Linked DNA regions of Homo sapiens: region 2 is linked to region 1. The links are chromatin contacts, found by Hi-C or POLR2A ChIA-PET in ENCODE. All regions are on one chromosome and are shown on one strand. Each heading gives the region's core, a stretch centred on a gene start or an enhancer-like site at or near the end of the contact. The rest is flanking DNA. Distances are from core to core; before and after follow the strand shown. Region 1 holds the start of ZSWIM5 (zinc finger SWIM-type containing 5). Region 2 overlaps ZSWIM5 (zinc finger SWIM-type containing 5).

Region 1 (2,959 bases), core at 331-2,830:
GTCTGCTCTGTTGCCCAGGCTGGTCTAGAACTCCTGGCCTCAAGGGATCCTCCACTTTGGCCTCCCAAAGCCTTGGGATTACAGGCATGCGCCACTGCATCTGGCCTAAACAGATACTTATTGAGTACCTACTACACTGAATAAGCAAACAATTTGAATTACTTCTAATTCCAGCCAGCCTGGGCAACATAGGGAGACCGCCCCTCTACAAAAATTTAGAATTAGCTGGGTGTGGTGCTGTGCATCTGTTGTCCTAGTTATTCTGGAGGCTGAGATGGAAGGATAGTTTGAGTCCAAGAGTTTGAGGTTGCAGTGATCACCCCACTGCACTCCGGGCTGGACATCAGAGTGAGATCCTGTCTCTAAAAAAACTTTTTTTAAAGTGAATTATTTCTAATTCTTACAACATTTATGTGTAGAAGCATTATTACTAGCTCCCTTTTGCAAATGATTTAATAGAATCATGAATAGCATCACACACAGCAAGTGTGATTCACACCCAATTCTGCCTGTGCTCTTTAATTCTGAGATTACAGCAAAACCAAACTGTGGCTCCAGCCTGTCTCCAATCATTTACTCTCTTCTTACTCTTATTTTATCCTACACTCTAAATCTCTCTTACTTTGAAGGGCAAACTCAACTATAGAAACTCTTTTAATACAGTTCTTGGAACGTTTTAAAGTTGTAGAGATTAGTTTGTCAGCAAATTCTGAAATAATCTGAGCTTTCTTGATCGAGCAAGAAACAGTAACTTACAATTGCGTGTTGTTTATGGAGTTAGTGATGAAGCTGCCATTCTTGAGCACCCACTATGTGCCAGGCAGAGGATAAATTATAGTGAAGGAAATAGACATGATTCTCACTCTCATGGAGTTGACAGTCAGACATTAAACAAATATATAAAAATACAACTATGTAAAGGTGTAGAAGACTGAGCCAAGTGAGGAAAACATGAAAGACCTAATTCAGATTGGAGGTAGGGGATCAGAGAATTCTACCAAAAAACACGCAAAAGTGTTTTGTATTCTAGGATGCAAGGTGCTAAACCCTCCAAAAGACCCCACCAGGATGCAACCCCCGTGGCGATAAGATCTTGATGCCCCATTGTCAAGGGGTGGTGCGACTTTGTCCCACTCTGGGGTGGGGTGACCGCCGGCTTTATCCTACATTGTTGTGGCGTGAGGTGAGTTTTCATCATCCGAACTTTCTGATGTTTTCCCCTAGTGTCTTCTTTCCCAGCGTCTTTCTGCCAGATCTTCCGCTCTGCTGTGACAACCTCCTGTCACATCAGTACCGTTGGAGCTGGATTGTTTTTTTCTCCTTGTACCCCGCGAGCCTATAACTTCACGGAGGCGGCTCCTTGGATGGCTTATGGCCCCGCCATTTCATTCAGTCACACAGTCCATTCCTGTCTGGCCGGCGGCAGGTGGGTTGGAGGTGCGCGGGCGGGCGGGCGGGCGTGCGAGAGCGTCCGGCGCTCCTCTCCCCTCCGCGGTCGCCGGATCCGCGAGAGCGCTCGGCTCGCGTTCTAGGCTGTTTGCGCCTGGAGCGCGCCGCGGGCCCGCGCTCGCTCCCGCCTGTCTTCGCGTCCGCGGCGGCCAGGACACCGCGCGCCGCCTCACGCTACCCTGCAGGCCGCCCGCGTCTGCCCTCGCGGCGCGCTCCCGGGCCCGGCCGCGGTTCCCCACTCGGGCCGGCTGGCTCGCGGGTTCTCTCGCCCCGCCCCCCTCGGCGCCACCGCTGGGCGCTTGCGCGGGGCGCGTGGCCGTGGCCAGGGTCTCCGCCGCAGCCCGAGCAGCCGCCGCCGCCTCAGTCAGTCAGTCAGTCCCCAGCAATGGCGGACGGAGGTGAGCGAGAGGAGCTGCTCTCGCCGTCACCGGTCTCTCCGGCTAAGCGGCAGTGTTCGTGGCCCAGCCCGCAGGCTCATCACCCTCGCGGTTCGCCTGGGGCAGCCGGCGGAGGGGCAGGGGGCGTCGGCAGCAGCTGCCTGGTCCTCGGGGCCCGCCCCCACCTGCAGCCGGATTCCTTACTGGACTGCGCCGCCAAGACGGTGGCGGAAAAGTGGGCATACGAACGGGTGGAGGAGCGCTTCGAGCGGATCCCGGAGCCCGTGCAGCGCCGCATCGTCTACTGGTCCTTCCCGCGGAATGAGCGGGAGATCTGCATGTACTCCAGCTTCCAGTACCGGGGCGGCCCCGGCGCCGGCGCTGCTGGCGGCGCCGCGGGGGCTTCGCCGGCCGAGGAGGGGCCGCAGCCACCCCCCGGGGCCGCCGCTCCGGCCGGCTCCGCCCCCGGGGGCGTCGCGGCTGGGGCATCCCCCGGGCTGGGCGCAGGGGCCGGCGCGGCCGGCTGCGGTGGCGAGGGGCTCCCGTTCCGCCGGGGCATCCGTCTGCTGGACAGCGGCTCCGTGGAGAACGTGCTGCAAGTCGGTATGTGCTCGTCCAGGCGTTCTCGGGTCCTCAGCCTCCTCTTCCGCGGGTGCCTCTTCTCGGCCCGAGCCCTGGGGCCGAGACCCCGGCCTTCTGCCCAACTCCTGTACCCCTGCCGAAGGACGAACAAGTCACAAAAACTTTTTTCAACCTTTCACTCAGGTCCACCACTGCTCTTTCCTCCACTGACCCTCTACCCCAATTTCTTTTTGTTTGAAGAGTGAATAGATCTCTCTTCTTCACTCTTTCTATTCCCCACACCAAGGCAAAGAGAATGGGGAGGTATGACTTTTTGGATGTAATAATTTCAGAAATGTGTTGTCCTAATTTAAGTTTGGAGAGGAGAGGATTGTTAGTAAATCTGGAACAAGCGGTTTTAGAGGGAGCGTTTGAGGGACAGACTGTCAGAGGCAATCTATAGCCCTAGCCGATTGAGTCTCGATGAAATTAACACTGGGAAAAAAGCCCCAACAAAATACTGCATGTTTCAGACAGTTTTAATTGTCTGCGTTAGGATTTTTCCCCTGGAC
Region 2 (2,923 bases), core at 133-2,632, 150 kb after region 1:
CCCAAGTAGCTGAGACTACAGGCGCGCACCACCACGCCCGGCTAATTTTTCTACTTTTGTAGAGACAGGGTTTCACCATGTTGGCCAGGCTGGTCTCAAACTCCTGACCTCAAGTGATCCACCTGCCTCGGCCTCCCAAAGTGCTGGGACCATAGACATGAGCCACCACGCCCAGGCCAAATTTATTTTTATTGATTTACTTTGAGACAGGATCTCACTGTCCCCTAGGCTGGAATACAGTGGTGTGATCATAACTCACTGCAACTCAAACTCCTGGGATCAAGAAATACTTCCACCTCAGCCTCCCAAGTAGCTGGGATTACAGGCAGAGGCTATCACACTCAGCCAATTCTAATTTTTTGTAGAGGTAGGGTCTCACTATGTTGCCCAGGCTGATCTCAAACTCCTGGCTTTGTGATCCTCCACCTCAGCCTCCCCAAGCACTGGTATTACAAGCATGAGACACTGTACCAAGCCAACACTTTTTTTTAAGTTGTAGGAAAATATGCTTCTGGATACTGATAACAGTCTTGTGAGTGATGTTTTATACAGGCAACTAGTAGGATTTTTTGCTTTGTCTCTTTCTCAGGGTTGTAATTGTATTGAAACAAATTTATAAGGATGTAATTAATAAGACAGAAAACTCATTTGTAACTTATAGGTGAAAGTACTTGTGCTCACTTTCTAGGGATCCTTTTTTTTTTTTTTTTTTTTTGAAACAGAGTCTCGCTCTGTCGCCCAGGCTGGAGTGCAGTAGTTCAATCTTGGCTCACTGCAACCTTTGCCTCCTGGACTCAAGAGATTCTCTTGCCTTGGCCACCTGAGTAACTGGGATTATAGGCACACACTATGATGCCTGGCTAATTTTTTGTATTTTTAGTAGAGATGGGGTTTCACCATGTTGGCCAGGCTGGTCTCGAACTCCTGACCTCAAGCAATCCACCTGCCTCCGCCTCCCAAAGCACTGGGATTACAGGAATGAGCCACCGCACCCGGCCAGGATCCCCTTCTTAATATCAAAATGCCTAGGAAATTGGAACTCCTCCAGGACTAGAATTAGCACCCTGTTTCTTTACCTCTTAAGCCTCTCATCTCACCTAATCTGTTTTCCATTCCTATTATCCTATTGATTTTGCCATTCCTAAGGTCACCAGAGTTCTTCTGAAGTTGCCAGATTTAGTAGCTTCTTTTTTTGGTCCTCTTTTTTACCTGTGAAGATTAAATATGAAAATCTGTTTCTACACTATAGATGAAAAGCCCTTCTTAAACTGTAAAATAAATGTTACTATAATCCCCTAAAGAGTCACTGTTGTAAGTATCAGTTCCTTTTTTCTTTTTTTTTTTTTTTTTGTTTGAGACGGAGTTTCACTCTTGTTGCTCAGGCTTGAGTGCAATGGCGGGATCTCAGCTCACTGCAACCTCCGCCTCCCAGATTCAACCGATTCTCCTACCACAGCCTCCCAAGTAGCTGGGATTACAGGCATGCACCAACACACCTGGCTAATTTTTTGTATTTTTAGTAGAGACGGGGTTTCTCCATGGCAGTCAGGCTGGTCTTGAACTCCCGACCTCAGGTGATCCGCCCACCTCAGCCTCCCACAGGGCTAGGATTACAGGAGTGAGCCACTGCACCCAACACATAATATAGTTTCTTTTTCATGGTACATTTAAAAAATTGAATTGAAAAAATAGAAATGAGGGTTTTTTCTTTTTTTTTTTTCCCATCACCCATGCTGGAGTGCAGTGGTGTGATCTCGGCTCACTGTAACTTCCACCTCCTGGGCTCAAACAATCCTCCCACCTCAGCCTCCTGAGTAGCTGGGACCAGCTGGGTGCATACCACCATGCCCAGCTAATTTTTTGTATTTTTGGGAGAGACAGGGTTTCACCATGTTGCCCAGGCTGGTCTCAAACTCCTGAGCTCAAGTGATCTGCCCTCCTTGGCCTGCCAAAGTGCTGGGATTATAAGTGTGAGCCACAGCACCCAGCCAGAAATTAATTTTCATCTTCAATTAATATCTGAAATTGAGGCTAAGATGGCTTTTCAAAACATTCCTATTTGGCTTTGAGAGGCTTTGAAATAGTGTCCAAATGTACTTCTATCCATGGATGTAACTACATCCTAAAGGATGTTTATATTAAGACATACTGCAGCCAGCCATGGTGGCTCACGCCTGTAATCCCAGCACTTTGGGAGGCCAAGGCGAGTGGATCACCTGAGGTCAGGAGTTCTAAACAAACCTAGCCGACATGGTGAAACCTCATCTCTACTAAAAATACAAAAATTAGCCGGGCATGGTGGCGGATGCCTGTAATCCCAGCTACTAGGGTTGGGGGTGGGGTGCGAGGGGGGGCGCTGAGGCTGGAGAATTGCTTGAACTCAGGAGGTGGAGGTTGCAGCAGTGAGCCAAGATCGCCCCATCTCACTCCAGCTTGGGGGGCAAGAGCGAGACTTTGTCTCAAAAAAAAAAAAAAATCCCAAGAAAGTAATGGTTTTAAGGCATCACAAGTTATCAGCAGTTTGAAAATCCAAGTCCAAATAAATTATTTTTCTTGGATAAGCAAATACCAAGATTCTACTATGTGCTAGGTAATATGCTAGACCCTTTACAAAGGTTATCTCATTAAATTCTCACAATATCCCTACAAAGTAGGTATTTTTATGATCTCAGTTTTACAATTGAATGATTTGATGAAGCTCAGGAAGTTCAGCTAAGCAAAAAAATAAAACCTTTTCTGACTTCCTCGCTTCCAACCATGTCCTTGTGTTAAATGCCCTTCCTCTATGCTGCTTTCATACCCTGAACATATCTTTATCTTAATACTTATCATATTCAAATGGAATTATGTTTATTTATCTGTCTCCCTCACTAGACAGTTCCTCAAGGGTAGGAACAGTGTCTGCTTTATTCACCAGCACAGA

Evidence for each region. Hi-C counts contacts between places; a loop is a spot of excess contacts on that map. ChIA-PET counts read pairs that join two places held with the same protein, here RNA polymerase II (POLR2A). Pooled maps may share reads with other maps.
Region 2: a loop to region 1 is called in a map of naive thymus-derived CD4-positive, alpha-beta T cell, with 5 times the contacts of the local background. The contact joins the enhancer-like site here to the promoter of ZSWIM5 in region 1. A Hi-C loop is called at or near these places in 3 of 168 maps with a recorded cell type or tissue (CD4-positive, alpha-beta memory T cell and naive thymus-derived CD4-positive, alpha-beta T cell) and 8 of 50 pooled maps. POLR2A ChIA-PET finds 5 or more read pairs at or near these places in 6 of 52 experiments (CD8-positive, alpha-beta memory T cell, Caco-2, OCI-LY7 and 3 more).

The regions. Positions count from the first base shown.
Region 1 is chr1:45,205,226-45,208,184 of GRCh38, reverse strand. ZSWIM5 (zinc finger SWIM-type containing 5) reads left to right here and starts at 1,580. Exons shown (of 14, transcript NM_020883.2): 1 at 1,580-2,429. The coding sequence starts at 1,835. RefSeq lists silencers at 1,354-1,773, 1,974-2,133 and enhancers at 1,202-2,101, 2,102-2,959.
Region 2 is chr1:45,051,555-45,054,477 of GRCh38, reverse strand. All of the region lies in intron 4 of ZSWIM5 (zinc finger SWIM-type containing 5), which reads left to right. Among named protein-coding and RNA genes, the nearest start is that of UROD, 41 kb to the right of the region's middle. Within about 2 kb of position 1,382, at least 3 of the 41 ENCODE cell types and tissues checked have a DNase peak (open chromatin) inside an H3K27ac peak, as active enhancers do; they include OCI-LY7, where a contact is called at or near this core.